7 separate regions of the Mus musculus genome follow, and all the other regions are linked to region 2. The links are chromatin loops, found by intact Hi-C in ENCODE. Cell type or tissue: left cerebral cortex. All regions are shown on one strand.

What was found. Hi-C counts contacts between places; a loop is a spot of excess contacts. Peaks named below come from ENCODE experiments on the same cell type or tissue, not always from the same donor. Only the 100,000 strongest peaks of a DNase experiment are listed, where the experiment ranks them.
Region 1: it touches region 2 in a loop (5-fold over the local background); 24 of 42 quality-filtered maps call a loop at or near these places.
Region 3: it touches region 2 in a loop (3.0-fold over the local background); 2 of 42 quality-filtered maps call a loop at or near these places.
Region 4: a loop joins it to region 2, with 6 times the contacts of the local background. A loop is called at or near these places in 28 of 42 quality-filtered maps.
Region 5: a loop joins it to region 2, with 4 times the contacts of the local background. A loop is called at or near these places in 20 of 42 quality-filtered maps.
Region 6: it touches region 2 in a loop (4-fold over the local background); 8 of 42 quality-filtered maps call a loop at or near these places.
Region 7: it touches region 2 in a loop (3-fold over the local background); 2 of 42 quality-filtered maps call a loop at or near these places.

Annotation. Positions count from the first base shown.
Region 1 is chr2:49,732,183-49,736,182 of GRCm38, reverse strand. Kif5c (kinesin family member 5C) reads right to left here. Exons shown (of 26, transcript NM_008449.3): 15 at 3,333-3,479; 16 at 562-750. Among named protein-coding and RNA genes, the nearest start is that of Gm46738, 13 kb to the left of the region's middle. In left cerebral cortex, CTCF peaks have their summits at 1,559 (motif pointing right) and 2,535; DNase peaks (open chromatin) are centred at 1,580 and 2,390; H3K27ac peaks cover 310 bases.
Region 2 is chr2:49,449,737-49,453,736 of GRCm38, reverse strand. It overlaps Epc2 (enhancer of polycomb homolog 2), which reads right to left and starts at 2,251. Exons shown (of 14, transcript NM_172663.4): 1 at 1,779-2,251. The coding sequence starts at 1,931. In left cerebral cortex, a CTCF peak has its summit at 1,640; DNase peaks (open chromatin) are centred at 778, 1,632, 2,254 and 2,632; H3K4me3 peaks cover 2,960 bases; H3K27ac peaks cover 1,933 bases.
Region 3 is chr2:48,907,133-48,911,132 of GRCm38, reverse strand. It overlaps Orc4 (origin recognition complex, subunit 4), which reads left to right. Exons shown (of 14, transcript NM_011958.4): 11 at 839-947; 12 at 1,619-1,714; 13 at 1,800-1,867. Among named protein-coding and RNA genes, the nearest start is that of Orc4, 40 kb to the left of the region's middle. In left cerebral cortex, a CTCF peak has its summit at 2,073 (motif pointing left); a DNase peak (open chromatin) is centred at 2,066.
Region 4 is chr2:49,725,237-49,729,236 of GRCm38, reverse strand. Kif5c (kinesin family member 5C) reads right to left here. Exons shown (of 26, transcript NM_008449.3): 13 at 1,278-1,346. Among named protein-coding and RNA genes, the nearest start is that of Gm46738, 20 kb to the left of the region's middle. In left cerebral cortex, a CTCF peak has its summit at 1,864 (motif pointing right); DNase peaks (open chromatin) are centred at 1,885, 2,389 and 2,617; H3K27ac peaks cover 1,616 bases.
Region 5 is chr2:49,708,294-49,712,293 of GRCm38, reverse strand. Kif5c (kinesin family member 5C) reads right to left here. Exons shown (of 26, transcript NM_008449.3): 11 at 1,426-1,574. Among named protein-coding and RNA genes, the nearest start is that of Gm46738, 37 kb to the left of the region's middle. In left cerebral cortex, a CTCF peak has its summit at 1,877 (motif pointing right); DNase peaks (open chromatin) are centred at 375 and 1,826; H3K27ac peaks cover 1,926 bases.
Region 6 is chr2:49,616,891-49,620,890 of GRCm38, reverse strand. It overlaps Kif5c (kinesin family member 5C), which reads right to left and starts at 1,605. Exons shown (of 26, transcript NM_008449.3): 1 at 1,104-1,605. The coding sequence starts at 1,229. In left cerebral cortex, a CTCF peak has its summit at 1,680; DNase peaks (open chromatin) are centred at 139, 523, 898 and 1,618; H3K4me3 peaks cover 1,931 bases; H3K27ac peaks cover 1,825 bases.
Region 7 is chr2:49,568,474-49,572,473 of GRCm38, reverse strand. No RefSeq gene overlaps it. Among named protein-coding and RNA genes, the nearest start is that of Kif5c, 49 kb to the left of the region's middle. In left cerebral cortex, no CTCF peak of the experiment used is centred here; DNase peaks (open chromatin) are centred at 1,033, 1,903, 2,148 and 2,397; H3K4me3 peaks cover 410 bases; H3K27ac peaks cover 1,529 bases.

The DNA of each region.
Region 1 (4,000 bases), 280 kb before region 2:
CACAGTAGTTTCTACCCATACATCTTATACTGCTCCCATGGTAGGGATTTACAGATGTAGGAATCTTCCCGCGCTAATAGGAGACTTAAAGATACATCATATATGCTCAACTACAAAGCCATCCATGAGTGGGCAGAGAAATCGAGACACTTTGAAGACAGAGAAGCCTTGAGGGGTTTGTGTAATTTACACAACAAAATCTAGGTTTAAGGATAAACCCAGAGACCAGGCTTGGCAATTCACACCAATCACCCATATTCGAGTACGGGGTGAGGGGTGGGGCTGAGAAAAGAGGTCAAGACTAATCTTGGACTACAAGCAGCATCAGACCGTCCCACTACGTCCCACTTTAGGAGGAGGATGAGTTCAAGGATAATCCCAGCTACAAAGTGGAATCTTTGTTTCAGAAACACAAGAGGACTGTGGGCTATCTTAAGGCCCACTCATATAAGGCCGAGTGCACTGGCTCTCCCTAGTACGCACTATTAACCCTGAGAAGGGCACCGGATCAGGGGCAGACCTCAATGGATGCTCGTGAACAGGGTCCAATGGATAGCCTACCTGTGAGATAAGCAACTGGCACGCTGCCAGCTCGCGCTCACTGGCGTTCATCTTCCTGTTAGAGTCCATCTGGGCACTCTCCAGCTGCTTGCTGCGGTTCACGAGAGACTTGACCTCCGACTTCATCTTGCTAATGTACAGGCGTGCCATGGTGAACTCCTCCTCAATGACCCCGTTCACATCTGCCAGCTGAGCACAGAAGGACACATCAGAAGTCTGTGAACCCTAACCATGGGTCCCTGAGACAGCCCTAGCTTTGGGGCAAACATTGTAGCCACAGGGGAAGCCAAAAACATACATGTCGAAGTCACCATCAAGTCCTCAGAGATTGCACACAAGAAAGTTCCCACCAAAACCCACATCAAACGTGCTCCTCTGTTAACCATACACTTCCTTATAACCGATTTGAGGATAGAAAGGATGATACGAGAAGAAAAACTATTGAAGAATTTATGAAGGAGAACCCTCCTCAGAAGCCCCACCCTGCATGTCTACAACGGTGACCCAATGTCCCTAGTGGGGGCCCTTCATAATCTCGCCTGTAGAGAAGAAGTTCCACCCAGCACTTCAATTCTCTTCTCCACACTTTCCGTAGTGGTGAGGAGCCTGATGTCTACATGCAATGGCTGAACTATAAAAGACTTTCACCACACTCTTCAAACAGAACCTCTAATGCCAGAGAATGCACCAATCGCCCAGTGCCTCCTCATGTGAAAATTTCCATGCTTAGCCATCTGCTGCTACCAATCTTTTCCTTTGCCTTTTTGGAGCTGCCCTTCCAAGTAGACAGTAACCTACTCTGATAAGATATCTAAGAACAAGCCTAAGTTAACACTGACAAGAGATGGTTCTGACAGAATTCCTGAATGAGGTATATCTGGTTTCTAACTTTCAGAACTCCACTAGAAAACAAAAATGGAGACAAGGTATTGGGTTAGACCCATCTGCTAAGATGCATGGTATACAAGCTGAACCATGCAGAAAAGTAGCTTTGTGTGCACTATGTTTAACCACCAGAGGGCAGCCTTGCACCTTAGGAAGACTATGTCCCAGCAGAATCTAGCCCAGGAACGCCAGCAATTTCTGATGTTCGGTGTCCTCCCATCAGCCCCCTCTCTGCCCCTCCCACCTCCTCAAATGTTATCATTGCTGTCATTAAATCACATATTTTTCTGTGTAAACATTTGAGAACTGAGATAAAATGATATTGGGTATGAGCCCTAAATATTGGTAGCAAACATGAAGTATACAGTTTTGCGTTCCTGTATTGTGATTTATTAACCATATAAGAATTCAATACCACCTAACAATGACTGCAGCACAATACTAAGTGACCAGCAGGAAAAGCTACAATTATCAGCTGTGACTCCCCATCATGGAGGCCCTTGCTAAACGTGAGTTGGGTTGGTGACTGAGATTTGCCTCCCGATACTGCTCCCCGTTCTATCCCTCCCATAATGCAACAGCACAGATACACTGGCAGCCTTTGCCATTGGTCCAGCATGGAAGGAGGCTCTCTGAGACTACCGTGATCTGTAAGTGAGAGTCATCAATGAAATTAGCTAAGGGCATCTAGTGTCTGGAACCTAAAAATAATCCCAAAGCATGCAATTAGGTATTTAAAAATCCTCTCATCATACTTAGGATTTCCGGCAGGAAGGACCTTTAATGGCAAAGCACAGACACGCTTTGAGTTCACTAATGTGTTCCTCAGCTCAGTGTAAGATCTTAGCATAAAAATATCTTTTCTTATTGTTATCAGCAGGAGGTGCCAACGTCCCACAAATCCACTCCATGAGGTCCTGCGAGCCTTTAATCAGCCCCATGTCAGAACTACACTGCTCAACAGCAACATGTGGCTCTAAACATTAACCGTCAAGCACAGACCAGCCTAGCCGTGACTTAAAAGCTTAACCTGGCAGGGCCTGAAACCGCTGCCTTGCAGCTGCCCTAAGGCTACATAAGATTGGGAATTTCTGGTATATAGTCCCCTCTCCTGGATAAAAGTGGTTAGTGATACAGCACACTGGATGTAAATGAATAAAGACTTGACAGTTGGTGCTACAGCAGTGATCTTGCTACGAGGCAAAAGCGTAAAGATATGAAAATGAAAGTAGCTAAGGATGGGCAGAGAGGAAACACAACAGTCGGGTCCTGTGGATTGTGGAGCCACTGCAATGAAACCAAATTGGGTTCTCTAACTTTAATAAGCCACGAGTCATCTTGTTAAAACACAGAGTCCGCTTCAGTATGTCTGAGGTCAGCCTGGGGTCTAAATTGCTAATTAGCCCCAGGTGATGCAGATGACCCTGAGTAACAAGGCCTAGCCTCCTCCTGTTACACATAATTAAGTGTGGTTTACTCTTTCAGCCCCTGCTAGCTGCCTATGACTTTCAGCTGGAAGCTTTCTCAATTCGTACTGCTTGGCTGGAGAATTCTCACTGCATTGGGCTGGGGGGGTGGGGAAGGGTGGGGACTGAGACCTGGCCTGCAGCTTCTCCCAGCTGAGCCCCAGTGTGAGAGCATTGCAGGTAAGGCTAAAGAAAAAAAAAAACAAGCCACACAAAACCAACCAAGACTGGAAGATGCCCCCCAGATCTGAAAGGCAAACTGTTCCTCTCCATCCCCTCCCCCAGCCCCTGCTTCATGCGCCAGCTCTCCTTTTTCAGCATGCGCCAGGTGCAGAGTACAGCCCTGAGCCTCAGGTGCTGCAGAGCTTGACTCGGATCACACCAGTCAGGGTAGGAACAGAGAACACAAGTCTGGCTTACAGTCTTCACATCGTTGGTGCCAATAATTCCGCCTATCTCCCCCAGGTCCTTGAGAAGCAGGTTCAGGATCTCTGTGGCCCTCTTTTTCTGGTGGTTACTAAGCTCTTGCAGCTGACTCAGCTCTCGCTGGGTGGTTGTCAGTGTCGTCTGGAAAACAAAGTCAGCCACAGGTTACCAAGGTGGCCCATGAATTTCCACCTGTGACCTCCAGAGCTCAACAGCCCATGCCAGACCCAGCTCTTTAATCACTCCTCTGATCTCAGTGGAAAAGCACTCTGAAGGCTGACTGCTGCGTAGCACTTGGTTCTGATACAGAAACTTAATTCAGAGATGTTACCTTGTAAAACCAGCTATGTATTATTACTAGATATGTATTATTATTATTATTATTGGTTATATCGACGCTAGCAAAGTGAGTTACTGTAAATGAATTCAGGGCCCAGAGCAGGGCTCACTGGGTCAAGGTAAGAACTGACTCCAGCAAACTGTCCTCTGACCTCCACCCAGGTACCATGGTACGTGAACATAAAAATAAGTAAATTGTAGTAAGGCCTTTTAAATAAATAAGAGGTTGGAGAGAGAGCTCCGTCTGTAAGGTGCTTGGGGCACAAGCATAAGGACCTAGGTTTGAATCCTGGAAGCTCTATCTGGGTCTGGTGGTGCGCCAT
Region 2 (4,000 bases):
CTGGTCTACAAAGTGAGCTCCAGGGCAGCCAGGGCTACACAGAGAAACCCTGTCTCGAAAAACCAAAAAAAAAAAAAAAAAAAAAACAAAACAAGACAAAACAAAAATATCCTGAGTATCAAAAAAGGCCTATACTTATAACTCACAAAAGTAATTTTAAAAAATTTATATCACATTTATTTAAAATTCTTAGTACAGTATCTTAGATCTAAACAGGAGATAGTATAAACAGTAACTACCACTATACAACATTCAAGAAGAAATGACAGATTGATTAAATGATCATCTGATTTTTCAACTGGCAGACCTTAGGCAAAAGATAGCAAACATAAGGAAGTAAAACGACGTAAAAACACACGTCCGAAGGAAATGGCTAAGAGAAAGACGTGATCAGCAAAGACAGTACCACGCTACCAAACGCAGTTTCTAGATCATCTATCGGAGACTGCCAGAAGGTAGCTCAAAATCAAGTCAATAACCTCATAAGCAAACTTCTCAAACACGATTCGGTACTATCTGAATCTTAGGCATAAAAGCTGAGTTTTAATTTCCTGAAGGTTTAAAAAGAGGTCTTATTTAATATTCTACTGAAAATGTTAAATCAGGTAATCAAACACCAAAAAGAAATGTGATTAAGTCAAAGCACCAACACAGTGAGGTCAGAATTCGAGCAGCCAATCAAATGCTTAAAGGCATTTCCTGCAATATTAATAGTCAAAAGAGAAAGCCAATCACAGAAACCTCCAGCTTTCTTTTGACAGTAACAGAAGCTAGGGAGCCAATCCACACACACCCGTGGTTGACAATAAGGCGGGACTGAAGGTTCATTGAAGAAATTCTTCAGGGTGCAGTTACTATGAACTCCGCACACAAGTAACAACACTCCAGAGTCGTAAACACTGTCAAATCGGAGGAAATTCAGTCTTGGGTATAACTTAACCCCCGGGAAGAAGGAAACAGCATTTTGTCCAAATTTTAACATCTGGTCAAAAACGCAACTGTCAATGCGGACGCTCTGAGCCCTCAAGTTGTAAACAGCCATCCCGCATGCAACTTCCCCGGACGCTCGCTGCACGGGAAGCGCGGGCCTGGAGGCCAGTTTCAAGCATTCGGGCTCCGTCCTAATTCCGCACAACCGAGGAGGGGCCAGCCCGGCAGGCGAAGCCGGCGTGCAGATCAGAGGACTCGCTAACGCAGAGTCCGGACCGGGGGTCGCTGCCCGGCCGCAGGGATGCATCGCCTACTCCCGCGGCACCTCTAGCGGGCAGCGCAAACCATCACCCATCACCCCACTAGCAGGAAGATGCATGTTTTGAAAGAGCTCTACTTTCCCGAGATCGTTTGTTTCAAAGGCAATTTCGTGCACGCACAAATTTTAAAACGCAACGAAAATAGCGCCTTAGCCCAAGGACCCTTTCTCGACCCATTAACCCCGCTCCCGGCGAGATGTCTACGAGGTAAACAGAGGCTGTACGCCAAGTGCGGGCCGGCGCATCCCTGCGCCATTCCCGGCCGCTGCTTACGGCAGGGCCCCCTTACGGCAGCGTAAGCGGCGCCGAGAGCTAATCACAACACTGGGACGCAACAACATGGCGGCCGCGGGCGGGCGCTGCGCCGGCCGACGGGTTTACGCTACTCCGCCGGCGTAGGGTCCGGAGCGCGCAGCGGCAGCGGCGCCCTCCAGCGAGCGTAGAAGCGCTCTGTGAATGGCGAGGCCCGGCTGACAAAGGGGAGGGGGGAGGAGGGAAGGGGGGGGTAATAAACACTCGAGTCCCTACCGATTCCTCCTCCTTCTCCATCCCGGTGGGCATCTGGGGCACGGCCCGGTTGATGGAGACGCAGTCGTTGAGATCAGGCATGTCCTTGCCGCGGTAGATGGGCAGCGGTTTGGCGGCGTCCAGCGCCCGCGCTCGGAAGGAGAGTTTACTCATTGTCTCCCCGCCTTACAGGAACAGCCCGGGCGGCGGCGGCGGGGCGGGCGGGGAGGGGGGGGGAGCACTCCCGCCGCCTCCTCCACCTCCTTCCTCAGTGCAGCGCGGCCGGCCCGCTCCTCCTCCTCCTCCGCAGTGCCCCCGGCCCCAGCATGGGCGCCCACCCCGCCCCAGAACAGCCCCCCGCCGCCCGCGGCCGCTTCCACACTCTAGATCCGCCGCTCGCCCGCCCGATCCGCTCCCTGCGCCATGGCCAACATGGCGGACATTACCACAGCGGCGGCGAGCGATCCCGGCAGCCCGCGCGAGAGCGCGCCCCCGCCTCGGGGACGCGCGTCGCCCTCTCCCTCCCTCCCTCCCTCCCTCCTTCCTTTCCCTCCCCTGCCTGCCCACCCACTCTCTCCGCGGCGAGGCGCGGCCAGCCCAGCCGGCGAGAGCGAGCCGAGTCCCGGTGGCCCTCCTCGGCGGGACGCTCGGCACGCAGGCGGGGCGGCAGGTGCCAGGTGCGCTCGGTCCCCGGCTCCGGAGCGGGCGCCTCGGTGCCTCCGCCGCCGACTCGCTCCGCGCGGGGCTCCCTCGGGAAGGCTCAGTGCCTAGGACCGCTCGCCTCGGGGGGACAGGAGGCCTCCGCCCCCGGGCCACCGGCCGCCCCTCGAGTCTGCACTTGGACAGCTCTGCTCGCCCCGGCGCCTGCTGGCTGGTTTCGCGCCTCGGGTTTGCGCATCCCCGGGGAGGTCCGACAAGTCCGCTGCGTCTGCCCACGCCGAGAGGCACAGCCCTGCTGCGTCTCGCGCCCTGAGAACTTGGGCAGTCCCTGTCCAGAGGAGCTCTCCAGAGTTAGGCACCGCCGAGAGGATGCTCGGGTAGACAGGAGGGTCAGTAGTTGGAGACTGCTACTTGAAATAGTTGCTGGACGCGGCAACAAGCGGACTTGCACCTGTCATCCAAACTTTCTTAGTTTGATGGTTGGCATTTCTTGAAATCTCTAACCAAAGTATGTGAAAACACTGGTTACAGTGACGACTCAAAAAGAGTTTAATAAAGTTCCGGACTCCAATTAGTTTGCGTGTTACTGTGTTACAACTAAACTGCTGGATAATTAGTAACAAGAGTCGTAACTACTTGAAAGGGCAGCTGCAAAGATGATGGGCCAAAAAAAAAAAAAAAAAAAAAGTAAATTCTTGAAGAAAATGATACAGACCACACAAAAGAGTGATGGAAAGTTAATTACCACATGACATCTATAGTCAGTTGCTGTGACAGGTCAAAGAAATTAGACATAGTTTTGGCCAGAAGTGGTTTGCAAAAGCTCTGCAAAAAGGAATCAAATTGACTCAATTAAATACTAGTCACTATTGATACAAACCTTTGTTGCAGTTTCTTAGTCTTTAAGCAGTACATGTTTCTAAGCAAATTGCCTCACTGTGCAACAGTTTTACCATTTTCTAATCATTGAAAAATACCCTACCTAGCTCATAAAAGGGTAGATGGTTTGCTAAAGTCCAACAATAAAAACGGGTTTCTTTGTCATGTCTTAATATAGCAAAACCATCTATCTCTCTTCATTGCCACCCATTATTTTTCTCTATTTTCTTCTCTCCCTGCTTTTTTTTCCCTCCCTCTCCCCCCCTCCCCCTTGTCTCCAGCTTTTCCTTTGAAAGCTGAATGGTGAATATTGACTTCCTGGTAACACAAAATAATCTAACCAGTCTGTCCGGGGACACTTTGGGATGTTATTCAGTGGCTTTGTTTTATGTCCACTTGTTACTGGTAACAATGCAAACAGACTGTGGCTCAATTCTTGTAAGCAACACCTTTCACATGGTTGTGAGCCTGTGCTGTTGTGAGTGTTACCCTCTGGCGTAGTTCCAATCCTTTGTAAGGAAGAACAAGAAGTTCTCAGAAGGGGGGCTGGGGGGGTCATTATTGAGTACTAGTCTGAAAATCAGGGGGAACAGTGTTTGAAAAAATGAGTCATTGGGGCCTTTTATCTGGATTCTCACCCCTTCTCAGGCTCAGAGACGGTAGCTTCTTTCCAGTCTCTCTGCCTAATGTTACACTCAGAAAAA
Region 3 (4,000 bases), 540 kb after region 2:
ATTAATATAAAGATATTGACTATTTTATGTGGCAAAAGGTGCAGTACACTCAAGGCCACTGTGCACAACTCTGTAACAGGTATATTTTAAAAATATAAACGTGGAATATTATATATAATTCTGTTTTGTTTTGTTTTTTTTAATGTAAGAAATACCTTACAATAAATGGAAAAAAATAGAAAACAAAAGAGCCACAAATGGTCTGAGTTTTAACTTGTAGAAGAGTGAACTTCAGGGATTCCCAACCTCTTGTCATTAACTGTAAAGTATCTGAAGTCCCCATTTAACCTGAAGCTGTATGTTTGCTACATCTATCTATCTATATATTGCTACATAATACATCTACTACACCTACAAATTCTAAATTCTTGTATTCCAAATACAAATCGTTAATTGAGGGTAAACTTAGTACTAGAAGGTGATGTTTGCCTAAAGAGAACTAAATGAAGAGGATAATTGTCTAAGTTTATAATTGTTTTCAAAATTAGTAACTTCTAAACTGAACTTACCTTTACATGTTTGTAAAAATCTGTATAAAACATAGCTATTCTTTTAAGGTGTGTGATATTTGATTAGTATTCTTTCAGTTTTTTTCTTATTAGACTTTTTAAAAATGTTTTTTCTTTTGGAGAGTAATAAATTTGATTCCAATGCAAAGTAGTAGAGAAAACAGCATCTGAACTAAGTCATTGCTACATTTTCATGGAGCAAAGTTTAAGGTTATTTACCTAGTTTCTATCTTACAAGAATAAACTATAAGACATTAAATAAGATTGTTCTAAAATATCTCCAGAATATTCAAGTAAATAAGTACTTTTTAAAATACACCTTTCTTTAGATGCTTGCTTTAAATCGAGTAACCGTATCACACCCATTTATGACTTCAGCAGATCTGATGGAGGCACAGCATATGTGTAGCTTGGATTCTAAGGCGAATATTGTACATGGTGAGAAACTGCATTGCTAATCTTTCTTTTGATGTTTTGATTTTAAAAGTTCAGATTTAGATGTTTTCTGAGATAATGAGTGTTGAGCATGGTGCTCTGTATACAGAATGCTTTTTATATACAACTTTTAATTGATACTGTAATAAGTATATTATCACTCTTTGTGTTCTGCATCCCATACCACATGGGGAGTCCAGGTAGGACTATTGTTGATGTTCTCCTTGCTTACCCTAAGTGCTATTATATTTGTTGACACTTGCTCATTTGCATTCACTATCTCTTTTGAAATATAAGATATATTTTAGATCTGTTTTCCAGAAATTCTCTGCATAAATGCTTCCCAAAGGCCTATGATACTTGAAATTACATGATATTCACAATATTTGCTGTTTGTTGTGGTATCAAATCTTTTCTACTTATAGCACATTCCTTGAAGTTTAGAAAAAAAAATCCTTATGTTGTAGATCATCCCACCCCTAGCAAAAAGGCCTTAAAGTCTAACAAGTTAAATGACTCGTGTTTTTATAGATAATAGTTGTTGGAATACCTTTAAAAATAGAGAAATGCTGACCTCTACCCTTCAAAACCTTGCGTTATTTTCTAGATAACAGTTTGTTTAGTGGTATGAACCCTTGGCTGAAACTCAGGAGTCCATCTCCCTTTAATTCTAGGTCTGTCAGTCTTGGAAATCTGTCTTATAATAGCAATGAAACATTTAAATGACATATATGAAGAGGAGCCCTTTAATTTTCAAATGGTGTATAATGGTAAGATGAAGTGCATCATTTTCTTGTTGGTTTCTTGCCTTTTTCTTATTTGAAAGTACTAATGTTCTCATTGCTTACTCTGCAGAATTTCAGAAATTCATTCAAAGAAAGGCCCATTCTGTTTATAACTTTGAGAAACCTGTGGTCATGAAGGTATGGTTTGATTTGGTTGTATTTTTCATCAGATCCAGCGATTTTTTTTTTTTTTTTTTAACTTGCTTCAAAACTCTTTGAACCCTTGAGTATTTTATTATAGGAATTTTTTCAGCAAAATGTTATAAAATGAACTGCTTCAATAATTCTGTAGCTAGCCCGTTTTACAGTTTGTGAAGATATATTGCCCTCTGCTGTCTGTTCTTAGCACTTGCCCACTGAAAAGGAACTAACCCTCTGCAGTCCACAAGTTGGCAGTTACAAGATGTCAAGTTTATTATTTAGGGTAAGATGTCAGTTTACAACTTTAAAATGACATCCTAAAATATACTCCTTCACTACAAAGAAAATGTAAATCTCATATAATTTTACATTTTCTATAGGCATAGGAAATAAAGGTCAAAAAATTGTAACAGTATAACCCAATTGATGAAAAATATTTTCAAATTTATGATAAAAGTATTTCCTGAACTATTTTCCTTTGTGTCTTTAAAATTTGGTATATTTATAAAAAGTTACAGCAGATTCCATTTTAGTAAATGTACATTAGAAATTCATTCTTTTAAACTCATTTAATATGTAGCTAAAAAGACTGATTTATATTTTAAAATTATACCAACTATATTCATTTTTCTAAGTAATTTAGTCTAAGCACTTTAAGCTTATATTTATTTAATGGAAATTAAATTAAACAGGACACATTTCGAGGTCCTGTTTGTCCAGTGTTGTTGGCACAGTGTGGTTCTGGGGACCATATGGAAGCAAAGGCCTTTTTTTTTTTTCTTGTAAAGCAATACAAGCTTGGGCCTTGGGTATTCCTTGTACAGCACAGCTAGAACTTCATTTTCTGTAGCAGTTGTTAAAAAGTGAGCAGAGTCTTGTATTCAGGCCACAGCAGTCCTAGCATCCTGAGGGTAGATCCTTCTCATTGTTGCAGTTTTGGAAAGGGCATCTGCACGTGTCTGGGAATAATTTGTAGATGCTCTTTGTACATTTTAATGCATCTTGGAAATATGTTTTCAGTGTTGTTAAGCTACACCTGAAGAATTTAATATTTTCTCATTATTCAAGGTTTTTTCCTCCCAGTAAGAATTTTTATGATAAACAGAATATGTCCCAGTGATACTTTTCACAGGGAACTGTGAGAATGCTCAAGAATCTACTTCAGTGTGTCCCGATTCTAATATTTCATCAGAGTATAGTTTTTCCTTCTTGTCTTATTAACATTCTTAAACAATTATTAAGTGATGCATGAGTTGTAGAGTAAGAGGAACCAAACAATGAAGAGCTCCATTAAGGTGCTAAGAAGACTGGGGGTTAAACAAACATGGTCCCCTGTCCCACCCCCTGGTCTTTGCAATCTTACAAGGTCCTTTGCTTACATGATGAGCCCAGTAGGCTTTTTGTACTCTAGGGTCTTTCTTACCTCTTGTACTATAGCTGTTAACTTTTATCTTTTTAAAATTTTATTTAATTTTTTATTGAAAGTAGTTATTTTCATGCATCTATCAGTCATGGATTCCCTTCTTTCAGATTCTTCTCACCCACGAGCCCCTCTTTTTTCCTCTCTCTCTCTCTCTCTCTCACAAAAAGACAGGCAAATAGAAAAGAAAAGCAAGAATAAAACAGCAAACTAACAGCAGAAAGAGAAAGAAAGAGCATCGGTAGAAAGCATTCACACAGGCACACAAAAAGAACCCGTGAATACAAAATTGGAAGCCAGAATACATAAGCTAGAGAAGAGAACGGTACGGGAGAAAATGCTGAAACAAAGCCATATGAAACTGACCCCTACACATACACACACACACACACACTAAATCTTTTGGGTTTATTTTGTATTGGCTATCCTTAATCCTTATGGTCCATATCCTTAAGTATAGTTTGTATACCCAGAGAGATTGGAGAACTATTTTCTCCTTTGCAAACAATTGTAATTGGAGGTAGCTTCTTGGTTAGAGCAAGGGAGTCTAATTCCCCATCTCAACACTTGAGACCCCATCTGGTTTGGACAGTGGTTTTGCCTCCTTTTTCACAATTCCCCATCTCAACACTTGAGACCCCATCTGGTTTGGACAGTGGTTTTGCCTCCTTTTTCACAATTCCCCATCTCAACACTTGAGACCCCATCTG
Region 4 (4,000 bases), 280 kb before region 2:
CCGGCACTGTATAAGCCAACCAAAGGCACTTTAGCAACGAAGCATCTTAAAGCACAAAAGAGAAAAATACTTAGGTGATCTCAGCAAGAGAATGCTGTCTCTGGTAGATCGGCTGGCTGTGCTTGGCTTGGGTTCCTGTTTGTAAAATCCACTGCAGAACGGTGCAAAAAAGACATTTGTGGTAGAAATGAATGCCGGCGGGGGGCGGGGGGGTGCTGAAACCAGGTGGCCTCCTTTTTAGTGTACCAAATACAGAGTAGCAGCACTACGGCCCCAGCTGCCTTTCCTCTTTGATGGTCTACTTTTGATTTTGTTTGTGTATCCCCTGTAGGGCAGAACAGGAGGACACAGTCTATGCTAAAACACACACCAGCCTTTTGCAACTGCCAGGTTACGGAACCAGCCTAGGTGCCCATCAACAGACGACTAGGTAGAGAAAGTATGACAGACGTAGACGGGATGGATGGATGACAGGCAAATCAGCAAGTAGGTAAATATATGATGGGTAGGTAGATGACAGACAGACGATTAATAGATATATAAATACACACAATGAAGTTTTACTTAGTAGTAAAGAAATAGGAGATCATGTCATTTGTAGGAAAGGATCTAAGACATCATCATGATAAGCAAAATAAGCCAGACTCAGGAAGACAAATGCCACGTACTTTCTGTTCTACATGGACTCTTGAGGGCTTGGGAAAGGAAACAGAGAAGCAGGAGAGGCCGGTGAGATAGGAGAGGCTAACGGGGTGAATATGATTAATTATACTCAGATGCCAAAAACCATTCTGTCTATGAGGCAGTTCGTAGAGGTGAAGTAGCCTAAAATAACGGGATGCTGCTGCAGAGACTGAGCAAGCACCACCCTCCCCGGGACAGAGGTGTCTGCCCGCCCCCCAAAGACTAAGTGCGGCACAGAGCAACCCTGAGGCTCAGAGTACTACAGAGTCAGGAGCTTGCTGGCTACACATTGCCACAACCAACCTTTAGCAGACCCTGAGAGAAGGGCGACCAAGAAATCTCCATGCGCTTTAAGGTTTTAAAAAAAGGCTATTTGGGGTGGGTGGCGAGTGGGTGGGGGAGAATGTGGGGGACTTTTGGGATAGTATTGGAAATGTAAATGAAGTAAATACCCAATTAAAAAAAAGAAAAAAAAAAGAAAAAAAAGGCTATTTGCAAACTGTATTTCTAGGACTAATATTATCAACGAAAAGTGATTGAGAGAGAGAAAAAAAAAAACCCCTCTGTAAAAAAGAATTCATTGTGTCTGTTACCTCATCCTGATCCAACATCTGTTGCTTCAGCTTTTCAGCCAGCTGGCTCTGCTGGTTAATTTCATCATCCTGAAATGAAACATCATGTTTAATTTTTAGTTAGTTGTGTCGGTTTTGACATCCTGGTTCCCCTTCCAGAATCAGACACCAAGAGGCCAGTCCCGAGTTCACTCATTAGATGGGGAAAGTGCAGCAGGGGCCATTCCAGGAGCTTGGTAATCTGCCGTGTAGAGTTCTTTCTAGGAAAGGTAACATCTGCCTGGAGAACCCAAATCCTGCCCATCCAGAAACCAGGGGTCTCATACTTCGGGACTGAAAGGGACTACAGAGACATCCTTCCCCAAATAAAGATGTAAACTGGCAAGCCCATCTGTGACCAGGAATGTTGCCAAGTGACGGGAAGAAAGGGCTACTACACCATGCCCATTTACTTAGAGTAAAAAAACTCGAGCTTCCGTGGAGTTTTCTCCAATAGACGGCCCTCTTGACTGCAACCAATAGTCTTGCCAATTGAAAAGCAAAACAAGCAAAGTCCTGCAGCCGGCTGGGTGAGCACACAGGAAAACGACAGCTCTCTTCACTGCCACTAGGTGTTGCTATTGAGAAAGCAAGAGTGCTCTGCCTGCCTCTCTCCCCCACCAGCAAGCCACCTCCAGTGAAGGACAGGCAGGCAGCAGGCTTGAGGCGGAACCACTAGGGAAGAATGTGGCCTTTCCTGCTCTGTTTTCATGATTTCAAAGGAAATTTTAAGCACATTCTGTGAAAAAAAAAATGACAATGTGGCTCCAGGCTCACATCTCCTTTCATTATAAAAGTCCTATTGGAATGCCCGTCTCGGCTGGCACCCCCAAGCAGTCAAATAACAGCTCAGTGTATTACATTGTCTTTGTGACAGGTTTTTTCCTCAAACACAAGTTTTTTTCCTCAAACACAGGTTTGTGCCAGTGTTTTCCTCATTGAAGGACCCTTCTCCTGCACTTTGGATCCGCTTCAGAGGTGAGGTGAGGCAGGTGAATGGCGGAGCCTGGTCACAGAACCTGTTTGCCACAGACATCTGCACCATGTATGGTGGAGTCTACGCCATCACCGGCACGGGATTAAGCGGATGGTGTAGCTGGTACCCTCCAGAGCACCAGCACTCTCACGTGTGCAGGGAAGGCTCTGCACACCCTCGTCCTGTGTCTCTGGTCTTTCCTATATACTCGATCTCACTAGTATGCTCAGGAAGCTCGTGTGCACTGAACTTTATACACCGATGTTTCTTCCATGGTGAATAGAATATTGATTATTTCCCTCCTTGCCAAATCCTTCTGGCAAAAAGAATCAGAGAAATTACAGCATAGCAAAACTGCCAAGAACTGGCGCTTGCACAGCTAACTCACTGTTTTCTAGGCCATGCTTTCCTTCAGCTTCATACATTTAGCATGTCAGTTACAAGGACCAATTTTATATTTCTGCTCCTCAGCACAAGAAGAGTAAAGAGCTTAAAATAAAAGACCCAAAAAGTTCAACCTCATCACTTCCCCGAGGCAACGAAGCAAAACAACCCAAAATCCACAACTGCCCCCAAGGGACGGACAAAAATAAGAAGGGACAGGGTGATGTGGCTTGAGCTTGCACACGGCACTCTTGGCAAAGCCTGAAGATGTAGCCTTCCTCCCCGACAGGTGACAAGCTAAGATGTGATGGGAAACCATCCAGAGAGTTAAAACAGAGCTCTCCGAGAAGGCAAATCAGTGCTTAGAGACAAGCCTTCGAGTAGGCTTGCCCCTTATGAGGGCAACCTTCTAAGGAATTAGTGTTGTCTATCTGATTTCACTGTAATTTCCTAGGCCTTTCTGAATAAGGTGTGCTTGCTGTACTTTCTGCACGTCGAGTGTATCTCTCAGGACATGTTTAAGCATGCTCACTCTGAGATAAAAGATTTCAAGGCACTTTTCAGAAATTAATTTCGTAGTTGGATTTTTCTTATACATGAAATGATACGGTCACCTCCGCTGTCAAAAAGTCACCAAATCTGGATATGTTTTTTGATAAACAGTCATTAGTACAGTATGTAGTCAACTTACAGTTCTTGAATTTACTGCCTTCCGTGAGCAACACAAAGCCACCGTGTATATTTTTACTCTAGAACCCAGCCTCCCACTGTACTGACAGCCTTTCACGGCCCCATATGAGGCGTCTTCTACATCAAGCAAAGAGAACCCACAGAGGAGACTGATGAGCAACCTGGTATTTACAGCATCCTGTTATCTACCTGGGACTTTTAGTCTCCATAACAATCTTTGAAGTGACATCTGTGAGCCCTCAGTTACAGATAAGAATAGCGTACAGGTAAGCACGGGCGTCGTCCCTGCGCCTCTTATCATTAAGCTGCAGGTCTACTACAAAGTGCGAGCTTCTCCATCAAGGATCAGGACCTTGCGTTTATCTCTTCTTAGACCCATGAGGAATAGCACAGAGGGATTTGGAGAAACTATGTAATCTTTCTCCCACTGTGTCCTAGAAAGACGTACTGAGCCTAACCAGTTCCTTGGTTAAAGGGCTAAGGCCAAAATGAAGTGAGTGTGGGGCTCAAGGTCAAGAGCTAGGAAAACACGCTCCTGCTCTGTCAACTACAGGCTGTGAAAACTTAAGAAAGACATGCTACCAGCCAGCGAATGCCCCACTCCATCCCAGAGACTTCAATAACCGAAGAAGACACTGTGTCCCAACTCATGCAT
Region 5 (4,000 bases), 260 kb before region 2:
TTCTTGTTTGCCACGTAATTGCTTCTCAAGTGAATAAGTGGCTCGTTGATACCCAATCCTTACTAGCAAGGAGCAGCAACAAATACCATCACCAGCAATCGGCTTCCAGCTCTCTGCGCAGCTGCAAACAGACCCTGCTACCTCCAGACCAGCTCAGCAATCCCCAGGCCCCTTCTCTCAGGGCACCACAGGCTGCAGTAGCTGCTGAAATACACACACCACAGGGAAGCAAGGGATCTGAGGAACAAATGACTTCTAGCTATTGCCGTCCTCTGACACACAGCTCCAACTTGCTTTGCTTCCAGATTAAAAGAGACTGCTACCGTCTGAGCTCTGTCATAATGCTAAAGTCACCAAAATAATATGTCTGCCCGGAATCTGGAAGCCACCCCTTACACCTCCCCCACAACCCACCCACCCGCTTCACGCCAGCTCTAGGAGATATTTTCTCCTATAGAGCAAACCAAAGAGACTGAAGAAGGGGGCGGAAAAACTGGTCATGAAGCAGGCCTGTCAGGGTCCATCTTAGCAAAGGGTTTCTTCAGCCCACTATGTCTCACTCTGAGGAACTGAATGGTGAGGCAGGTCAGAAAAGGCAAGTTCTGGCCAGAGGTGACATTTACCCACAAGTAAATGGCAAGACTGAAGCAAATCCTAGTTTTCATTTAGCCAAAGCAATTGGTATTAGAAAAAAAAAAAAAAAGTCTCAGAAGCTCTCCTGTAACCATGAAGCCAGGATCCCTGAAATGAAGGACAGCAACATGAAAAAACAGAGCATCTGAAACAGACTCTAGCCAGGATGGGGAACTGCTCTCTCGGGAAAGCCTTTGATGCTCAATGCAAGGACCAGAGTTCTATCCCATGAGGACACATAAAAATGTCAGGCATGGTGGCATGCGCTTGTAATCCTAGAGCTGGGGAGGTGGAGACAGACGGATCCATGGGGCACACGAACTAGTCTAACCTAATGGGTCAGCTCCAGGCAAAGGAGAAAGCCTGTTGCAAAGGAGGGGGATAACACACATAGCAATTCTCTAGCCTATACACACACACACACACACACACACACACCTCCAGATACATGTACACCCCTACACATACATACATACACAAACATGTACCCCCTCCCCACACATGTGCACCCCTCAATCCACACACGCACATATACACACTTAAAGAGACTAATTGAGCAACTGATCCCTGTCACTTGGTCCACCCCACTGTGCACAGGTCACGGGATGGAATGAGCTGGGGCACAGTGGCCAGGAATAATAAAACTTTAGTAAAACAAAATAATAAAACACTCGCCATCACAGGAATTGGAAAGGCTTGACTTCCACAGTCACCCCCCTTTCCCAAGAGTCCCCCAAGATGCCAGCCATCCCAGGAAGGAGGAAACCTTCTCTCCACTCCGCTCGCTCTCACCGTTCCTCCACCTGTTCAGCTCCATCTCCAGATGCTGGAGGACACTCTTCAAGGCCTTGTTCTTCTCTTTCTCTTTTTCATATTTCTTCTTCCACTCTTCTGCTGTTAGTTCCAAGTTCACAGAGACTGTATTCTTGATGGTCTTTGCTCTGGGATTAAAACACAGGAAATAAATTCCAAGAATAGCCATTAGCCCTTACTGATTTTATATAACAAGTCTCAGATTCCCTTCACATCCAAAAGGAACTGGAATGGCAAAGACTCCCTGTGGCACCTACCTACAGCCCTCAAGCGGCATCACTGGCAATGCTTACTAGAGCTTTTTAAAAGGACTTATTTTTAGTATGTGTGTGTACTTCTATGTATGCATGTCTATGTGACTGTACGTATAGGTGAGTGGGGGGAGGGGGGGTGTGTACACACATGCATGCACATGCCTGTACCCTCGGGGACCAGAAGAGGGCACTGGATCCCTGGGGGCTGTGAGCTATCTGACTGGATGCTGAGGTCTAATCTTTGGTCCTCATGAGAGAACAAGCACTCTTAACCCCTGAGCCATTGCTCCAACCTCACACTGTTATTTCTTAAGGCTCCAGAGCCACCCTTTCCTCTTCTCCTTCACAGTCCAATGGACTTTCATTCAGATTGTGCCTCAGGGTCCCATTTTGTCTAACTTCCTCTGTGTCCTCACAGTCTGTCTTCAGGCCGTGGGTTAGAGGCTTACCCCGGTGTTCAGCATGTTTAAGCATTCCACAGACCTCTGCCAGACTAGTCTTCTAAACAGAATTCCCAATCAACTCGGTAAACACTTACAAAACACTAGGAACATACCAACAAGGATGGGCAAAGTGCCCCACCTCTTACAGCTTGGGGTTTCTTATGTCAGCGACACAAATTGAACAATCAGCTACTTCTCTTATTTGCCTTTGGTGCCTAGAACCAAAGTGTTAGGCACATGCCAACACATGGCTATAAGGTAGGTGGGCCACATAAGTGAGAGAGGGTGACTGGGGGACACCATGGCTTCCTAATGATCCCCTCAGCAAAGGCAAGCATCAGCACACCAGAATAAAAGGCTGGTTATTCTGAAATCATCTCACTGTTTATAAATAGCCAGAAGTTGGGATTTTTTTTAATATTTGTATATCCAAATTCAGAATGTCTTAAAAATAACATAATGCATGACAAACAGGTCTCATGGGCACCATTTTTTTTTTCATGATCTCGTAGGGCACGTGGCTTAGGGGTGTGATGTCATGTGCGTGATAGACAGTCGATGAAAGGAGAAGCTGGGGAGAAGAAAAGAAATCAGCATCTGCATTAGGTGAGATTAAACAAAAGGCTAGGCTCACCTAGGCCTGCACAGAAACAGACGGGTTCAGCCACACCCGGGAAACAGTAAATTCCTCGCCTGTTTGCTCCCTGCTTGTTAAGCAGGCAAAGCTCATGTGAAAATACATGGTGCTCTGTCTTCTTGCCACTGACATTCTCATTTTAATCTCTAAACAATTCTAGGACTGTCATGTTTGCTGCTACAGCTGATGTGTGATCCAGGTTAATTACTGTTGTCATCAAATGACATTTGGGACATGATTTCTATTTTGGTGCAAGTAATTCAACCGTCCGCCCCAGTGCTACAGTTGCCATTGCAAAATTAATTTCTAGAGCAGACAACTAAATAACCCAACTGTTGAAAGAGGAGTTAAATGATATCAGTGCTGGACTCATGAAAGAATTAGGATAATTCTCATTTGCTGTACCTTAAGGCTGCTCTCCCCAGAACTGCTTCAATTTTAATTCTTCAATAGCAGTAATTTTATTAGTACTTTAAGACTTGGTGCAGTCTGGCTTTCTCACCCTGCCTTCTAACACCCTCAGGTGGTGCTATGGCTGCGTCTGGGCTGCAAGCACAGGCATGGCTGTGTCCCCTGTTATCAACTTAAGTCAGGAAGTAGGAGAGAAAAAAAAAAAAAAAGCCTCATAGCTAAGATGCTTGCTGTCACTGAAGGATACAATTTAAGACTACTGATTTTATTTAAGTCATAAATAGTGCCCTGAAGACTGCAAATGGTACCAGAGAGGAAAAGATGGAGCCCCTGTGCTGTCTCCAGGCAGTGTTGCTCAGAGGTACATTTCTCAAGTAGAACTATCAAGTCTATCGCAGGGTAACTTTCTGAGATGCCCAGAAAATTCTTTTTCTTCTATTTCTATAATAAGCTGGGGCAGTGAAGCAATGACCCACTCAACTTGAGCAGTTTGCCAAGTCTAAGAAAGGTGTGGAAAGGTGCTGAGAAAGGGGACATGTAATGCCTCAATTAGTAAACATGGTGAAGCCTCAGAAAGAGAGCTTGAAGACAAACCTTACTTGTGGGAACTGTAATGGCCTGAGCTCTAGAGCAATCCAGCTCACAATGAGCCTGCAGGGAAATGCAGGCCTTGCACTCATCCCCTCTGTCCTTTTCCATCACCTGCTACCCACTTCCTTACTGGCCTGGCCTGACTACAGAGCAGAGGGAAGGGAGCCACTGTAGTGATGCGAACAGGGCCCAGAGCTAGGCAGAGACAACAGAGTAAG
Region 6 (4,000 bases), 170 kb before region 2:
CAATCACTTGACCTAAATACAACAGTCACTGGGGGAATGGGGGGGAGGGGGTAGTCCGAGCATGCTCAGTGATGGAGATGACATCACTTAATCAATGCTGGAGACGGGAAGGCTGCATCAGCAGCCTGGAGCGGGATGCCAGGAACGTATCAGTGGGGACCTAGAGGCTCGCATTAACTCAGTCCCTCTCCACGCGGCTCGAATACAAAGAGGGCACCATGAGACACACACTCTAGGGAGAGCAGGTTAAGAAAGGGGGCGCGGACAAAACTAGTTTATTTCCTTTGGTGTACTCCCTTAAGAACTGTAAGGGAGTATTCCCTCCCTTTCCCCGTAGCCAGGCTGCAGAGAAGGAGCTAAGTTGGGGAAAACACTGTGGGAGGAAAGGTGGGGAAAGGTGATCAAAAGGGAGACTCTGGATTTGCTTAAGTAACTTCTGCTCTTGATACAGAGGGTTATTTGGGAACTCCCTCTCTTAGCAGATTCGAGAATCTGCTCTCCATCTAGAACGAAGCATATGAGTCTATCTGCAGACACTAGGGAGAAAGGACCTGGTGGGGGTGGGGGTAGTCCACAGAAAGCACAAATCCAGGACAATTGGGATGATAGGAAGCAGGAAACATAAGAGACCTCCCAGAGACACCAAGAGCACTCCTCACCTTCCACAAGAGAGCAAGGTGAAACCGCCTATGGAGGGCCCAGGAGATTTTGTTTTTCTTGCACCTTTCCTCCATACCTTTTTGACTAAGGTCTTGAGACAAATCGAACCCTGGAATGCCTGGATGCATCTGTGGGTTGTGGAGCTGACACTTTTGACCAAGACCTGGGCATCCCTACTTGCTGGCAAGCCTAAACACTGCCCACGCGGCGGCTAGAGTGGGAACAATAGGCCCACCCGAGCCCCCACCCGCGAACAATGGCGGACCTCGCACTCCCCCGCCGCCCCGCGCCACCACCGCCGCGGGGGAGTCACCAGGCAAGGGCTCTTTTACGATCCACCCGCGAACCCAGCCCCGCTGGGATGTCGGAGGTAGCGTCCGGAAGATCCCCACTCAGGCTATGGTGCAAAGCCGGAGGAGGGGCAAGACACCAAGGCCACTTACCCCGATCACCACCGTCTCCTCGCCTTTGAATTTGGGGATGAATTTGTCCCCGCGGAGGATCTCCGCTTCGTTGAGGGGCCGGAACCGGCACATCACTTTGATGCTGCATTCGGCTGGATCCGCCATCTCGGGCCGCAGCAGGAGGGGGCACAGGGATGGGGTGGGGGGCCCGGCTGGGCAGCGCCACCGAGGAGGCCGCGAACCAACCGCTGCCCGCTGCTAGGCCGCCTCCCGCAGCTTCTCAGCAGGTCATCTCAAGCCTGCGCTGGACGCCCCGCAGCTCCGCCGCCGGGAAGGAGAGCAGCGTATCAGGTGGGCCGCCCTGCTGCTGACCTCCAGCCCGGTCCTGCGCCCCCGGCCCACCTGCCCGCAACCACGAGGCGGGCGGACTAGGCGATGCTCAGGGAGCAATCCCCGCCCGGCTCAGACCTCCCGGGCTCGGTCGCGCTCAGCCATCCTGCATCAGCACCACCGTGCTCCGGCACCTCCAGGCCCGCCCCTCTGCCCCGCCTCGGCACGGTGACGTCACTGCAGAGATCCGCCTCACCCTGGGTGTAAGCGCGGCGCATCCCGGGACTTGTAGTCGCCACTCTACCTGCAGGTGGGAGGGCAAGGCTTGGATTAGCTTGAGAGGACCCCCGGGAACTGCAGGACTGATGGGGCTCCACAAGCCAAGAACAGAATGGAAGTCATAGTTAATATTCCCAGCTAAACTCTATAAAAAACCAGGTCACATCTTTTCCTGAAAGGAAAAATACTTATCAGCACAGTGTACAACTGAACAGCCACAGAGCGTTTCCCTGTGTTGTAGAGTTTTTGCAAGAGTCCTAGGGAAAGCAGGAAGGAAATGAGATTTGCATGGAAGCCAGTTATAAAGGAAATGCTTGAACATAGGTAATTCAAAATTGTTCACATCCGATCAAAATCAAGGATTTTATCACTGCAACGCTAAGTCAGAAAACAAATTCACACACCCACGTATTTAGCATGCTACTTTAGAGCTTGAGGGTTGAAGTCGGTTTTTTGAGTCCTAAGTCAGGAACATTTCAGTGTCGCGTGGCGGTGCATGCTTGGAATCCCAGCGTTCAGAAGGCAACTTGGGACAAAAAAATCCCAAAATCAAAAACAAGAAAAAAGGAAAAAGAAAACAAAAACAAGAAAAAGGGGGAAAGAAAACAGGAGCTCTGTTATAAGCAATCATAGATCAATTTCTAATGATGTTTAGAATCCTGCAGAAATGAACAGATTGTATAGAAGATCAAATCTAAGACAAGCCTAGGTTCTCATACAGGTCTCTCTTCTTACTGTAGGCTCCCTCCTCTCCTATAACATCCATGCTTACAATCTAACAGATTCTAACTGCTTGTGACTTCTTCTATTCCACTTGTCCTGCTTTGTTTCTGATATTGGCTCAGGGCCATTTGCCCTGCCGAACTGGTTCATTCCCATCCATCAATCAGTAAGTATCTCGGGGGCCCTATGGAAGATAATAGGAACATGGCCAAAGCCACTGAAACAAATGAAGAGCTTAGAAGAGCACAACTTGCTTTGCTATATTCAAGAAGCTACTAAACTGCCAAGCCAGAGAACAGGTAGATGCTAGGACTGCCTTAGGAACAATGGTCTTTGTACTGACTCTGTTCTTACTCAAGATCCATTCCCACCTATCAGCAAACTAAGTGCCAACAGTCTGTGGATGACATTCTCCAATTTAGATAAGGGTGTATGGGTTTTCAAAGAGTTTGAAACCTATTAGGGTAGGTCTATGCCATGAACTGGGGTTAGCCTAGCATCTACCTCTGGCACAATAACCTAGAGTCTAAAGCTTTGTAACTCTATGAAGGAACCTCGTGGTACGAAGTTTCCTGAAAGAAACCTGATGTATTCCCACCTCCCGGGAGAATGCATTGGTCCATAGCTGTGTCCATTTGGACTTTGTCAACACTAACTTTCAATCCTAAGACTTTCTAGAGAAGGATTTCCCAGATGGCCTGCAGCTGGTTGTCCTTACTTATTGTTCCAGGGTCCTTTCTGTATCACTACATCTAGACAGTGAATTCCTCCTTGCCTTTGCTCCATCTGAAGACAGAGTGCAGAGTAGGAAGCACACTGAGTGGGGAACTCCGCTGAGCATGGGTCCTTCCTCTGCCACTGTGGCCAGATATTTGCTTTCCTTCAGACCCTGTTTCCTATTCTCTGGCATTAGAATAGCAATATTGCCTTGCAGATTATTTTTTTTAACAAATTAAGAGCAGTATTACTTGTAATGTGTTTAGTATGGTAAAGCATTTAGTGCGTGCATGCGTGTGTGTGTGTGTGTGTGTGTGTGTGTGTGTATTATAAGCCAGATCTTAGGTAGTGTTATTCTTACTGGGTACTGAATAAATGGTTGTAAATAACAACTTCTTTAATTTTAGAAATAGACCTATTGCATACATCTAGTTGTACTCAAGAGTCCAAGTTTCCTGCCTACCCGAAAAGACAGAGCCACGGAAGTGAATGTTCTAAACCATTGTAAGCAATACCGATTTGATTTTCTCTCCTTGGCACAGCTGATGTACAGGAAAAGAAGTCTCTGGGGCTGCTTTCTCATCTGCATTGCACTAAGCAAGTCTCAGGCTCTGGCCTGCAGACCCTTTGTTCTTTGGGAAATCTGTGTCAAAACCTGCTTGAGAGACAGTGGGGTGTTTAAGAGGTGGTTTAGTCATTAGAAGGGGTTCAGAGGAGTCACAGAAGTAAGCCCTTGCTCTCACAATACTAGATTAGTTACCATGGGAGTGTTCACTACTAACCACATTCAACTTCCTCTGCTCTCTTTCTGGTTCTCTCTCTCTCATTCACTGTGTGACCTCGCCCACAGATGCTTACAGCAACAAAAACAAAACTAAAACTCAGTA
Region 7 (4,000 bases), 120 kb before region 2:
TCCACCCCCACCTCCCAGGAGGCAGCACACCCAGACGTCAGCTCCAGAAACCAGGTCCAATTCTGGAGGCTGCAGCAGCCTGGGGAGCCATCCAAGGTGTCCTTGCGGGCAGGCAGTCCCAGTTGGTAAATCCACACTTGCAGAGGGGTCTCAGTGTTTCATGCGAACAGCTCTCTCTCACCGACAATTTTCAATTTGCTCTCATTTAATGAGGCTTCAAGGAAGGCCGCTGTGTGGAGGGGGGAGGGGCCCCACTCTGCTTTGCAGTGTTCTACTGACAGATCTGTGCCTTAAGAAGCCTGAGCGTATTCCCCAACTGCCAGCAAATAGCTTTTTCTAAAATAATACCTGTCTTGATGTTCCTCCCTGTGATCTTTATAGCTCCTTTTGACGAGCCCCAGTGATCCTTATTTACTCTAGAAGCGGATCCCCGCTATCACTTGGTTGAGGTAGGGAGGAGAGGCATTTCATGAATGACTCCACGGAGCATAGATTGCCATCGTCGCTGGAGTGTCAAAAACATTGTATGCTTGTTTCCAGCCATCAGGCTCTGCAGAATAGAACATAAGGATTGTTTCCGGGAAACCAAACGATCCTCACCAAGAACCACTCTCTCCAGAAAGCTCAGGACCCTGTTCATCAGAACAGAGCCAGGGGCTAGGGGTATCTCAAGGATGGGTGGGGTCTTGAGGGCACACGGCCAGAGCAATGGCTTTCAAGGGTGGTCCATGGGCCGCTGGCATGAGCATCACCTGGAGCATGGCAGAAATGAAACTCCTCATCCGATCTCAGATCTCCTACAGCAGAGTCTCTGCGGCTGGGGTCCAGCCACTAGTGTTTTCACAAGTCCTCCAGGGGATTCTGAGGGATTCCGAGACATGGATAGAGTCTTGGAACATCTATCTCTCTTGGAAAATGTGAGCCCCACCCCTAACCCCCGATTTACAAGCAAGAGACTGGTAGGGAAGAGCTCAATGTAGTTAGTTACTGGTCATTTCTTTGCTGGCATGTAGGGGTGTATGTGAGCTGGGCAGGTGAAAGTTGAGAGCACAGCTTGGCTGACCACTGGCTGCTGTTCCAGGCGACTGCTGGAAGAATGAGTCAGAGCCAGTGACAGTGCCCCTCCTCCAGATGCACCAGGTCTGCAGACACACAGAAAGGATACTGGGTGAATGGAAGTCAGAGAAGTGGAATGGTGAGAAGCGGGTGGGGGTGGGGGTGTCAGGAAGTCTTCTCAGCCCACAGAAACAGACTGAATACCAGCTCTTGCTGACTGCCCAGAGCAATATACAGAATGTCACGGAGTCTTGTGTGAAGATGAACCCCCCAAATCAGGGTACTCTTACAGTGCTAGACTGGTTTGGAAAGATGCATAAACACAGAGATGACTACAAAGAAAACGAAGTTTACTGGGCCTGTGGATCCCAGGGGGTGGGGACCTAGGGGTGGGGGTGGGGGCTTGGTATCATATAAGGACTCTGGGAAGCCAGGAGAGGGAGAAAGCCTAATTAGAGCCTTCCTTGGACTGCCTGCCTTTCTGCACGGTGTGGTGGGTGGGGCAAGGCCCGCAGCCCTAGACCTGCTAGTGTGAATCATCCCCCTAGAGCGGGGTCTGGGGCTGTCCTTAGTTCTCTGCTTTGTGGCCCTGCGGTGGTTAGAGCAGGTGAAAGGTATCTCGGTCCTGAGCTAAGGAAAGGGATATGAGGTGGCCTCTGCCTGACTGGTGTGTCTGCAGAGCGACACTTCCCCATGGGGGCCTCTCTAGGAACCCACACAGCAGAGCTTCTCTTTCCCTGCGAAAACGAAAGGTGGGGGTTAATAGATGACGTCATGAAGTGGGATTCTGAAAGGCTCCTCTACATTGGCCACTGCCATCAGGAGCTGTATAATCTGCATGGTCTTCAGCCGTCACACATTTGGGGCATGAGCAGCTTGACTGGGGGCCCTGGATCTTTTGCATCTTGGTCTAGCTTGTATACACACAAATGGGACAAAGGAAGCTGAGGGGAACCCAGGCTGGAAAATGGCACACACATCAGGATCTGAAAGGCTCTATGGGGGAGGTGGATGGTGAGAGGACTGAAGAGAGATTTGCCTTAGTTTATACAGCTTGACAACATCTGTGAGGCACAGGCACAGTTCACAGTGTTCTCAGGCTGCAGTAGCCGGAGAGGCAGCAAGCCTACACGGAGTCCTGTGCCTCTCTTCTCTGCCAGAGGCTGAAACTCTGAAGAGAACCAAACCAGCAAGGAAGAACTGACCACGGTCCTCGACAAGCCCAGGGTCTGGGTACCCAGCACCCACATTTGAACAGTCTTCTCCCGGGAGTGCTCTTGTGTGGCCGCCAGCTCTGGGGAGAACATATGCTCCACAGATGTCCTCAAGGTTAGGTGTGCATGGCACCGTGAATAGAAATTAGCACAAAAGGTTTCTTGGCACGGGTTCCCGAAGCCTTGGCACCATGTCAGTAGCAGGAACACAGCTCAGCTGATGGGGGTGTGGGAGACATTGCAGGATGAAGGACCGGGGCCAGAGCTTTTAGAGCAAGGGCAGAGGCCGTGTTTTTGCCAGGCTCACTAATGGAACCCAAAGGTTGAGGAGGGCTGGAATGGGTGACCTGTAGGAACCCCAGAGGAAAGGGGTCAGGGCAGGCACCTCACTCTCTGTCCAGAGGTGAGGCTTGGGGAGTCTTGTGGCTGGGAAACCTGTATAACAGGCAATGAAGTTGTTCTTACACCTTAGGCAAAACTCATCCAAACAGATCAATAAGCGGAGAGCCGATGACCACAAAAATCTGACTAAAAGCCGTTGGATGAAATCTCCGTGCCCTTGGCTTTGATAGTGTATTCTTAGATAATGGGACCCAAATGCACAAGCCACAACAATGATAATAAGCTAAACTTCGAATTTGAAGACTTGGGCATTGATGTTCTCAAGGAACGGAAAATGCAAGCTGCAGAGAGGGTATATGACCCATGAGGATCTAGAATGCGTTGTAGGATGGACTGTCACAGAGCCCAGTGTGCGGGCAGAGGCCTGTGCCTTAGCCAGTCTTACTATTGCTAATGAAATACCATGACCAAAAAACAAGCTGGGGAGGAATGGGTTTATTTGGCTTACACTTCCATATCACTGTTCATCATCCAAGGAAGTCAGGACAGGAACTCAAACCAGGCAGGAACCTGGAAACAGGAGCTGATACGGAGGCCATAGAAGGGTGCTGATTACTCGTTTGATCTTCAGGGCTTGCTCAACCTGCTTGCTTGCATCTCTCTGTCTGTCTCTATCTCCGTCTCTCTCTCTCTCTCCTCTCTTTTCTTTTTTTGGATACAGTGTTTCTTTGTGTAGCCTTGGCTGTCCTGGAACTCACACTGTAGACCAGGCTGGCCTCTAACAAGTTCAGACTGCAGAAGCCTCCCTAGTGCTGGGATTAATGACATGTGCACTTCCACTGCTGCTGGCTAGGCCTGCTTTCTTATAGAACCCAGGACCACCAGTCCAGGAGTGGCCGGCCTCACCCACAATAGACTGAGCCCTCTCCGATAAACCACTAATTAAGAACATTCCTTACAGGCCTGGCTTTAGCCAGACTTTATGGAAGTATTTTCTTAATTGAAGTCCCTCCTTTCAAATGACTTTAGTTTGTGTCAAATTGACATAAAACTTTCCGCCAGAGCCTGTGAGCCAACACTAAGGAAGCTGACATGGGATGGCCTTAAATTTGAGGCCAAACTAAGGCTACGCTACATGATAAATCTTGTCTCAGCGAACAGACAAAATTCCCATAATTTAACCAAAAAAAAAAAAAAAAAAAAAAAAAAAGCACGCAACAGACCTTTCTCCAAAGAACACACAAAAATAGCCAGCAAGCACATTAAGTGTATTAAATTTCATTACTCATCAGGGAAATGCAAATTAAACCCATAGTGGCCATAACTTTTTTTTAAAGTAAATCTTGGCAAGGACATGGGGAAATTGGAAATCTTGTACATCAATGCTA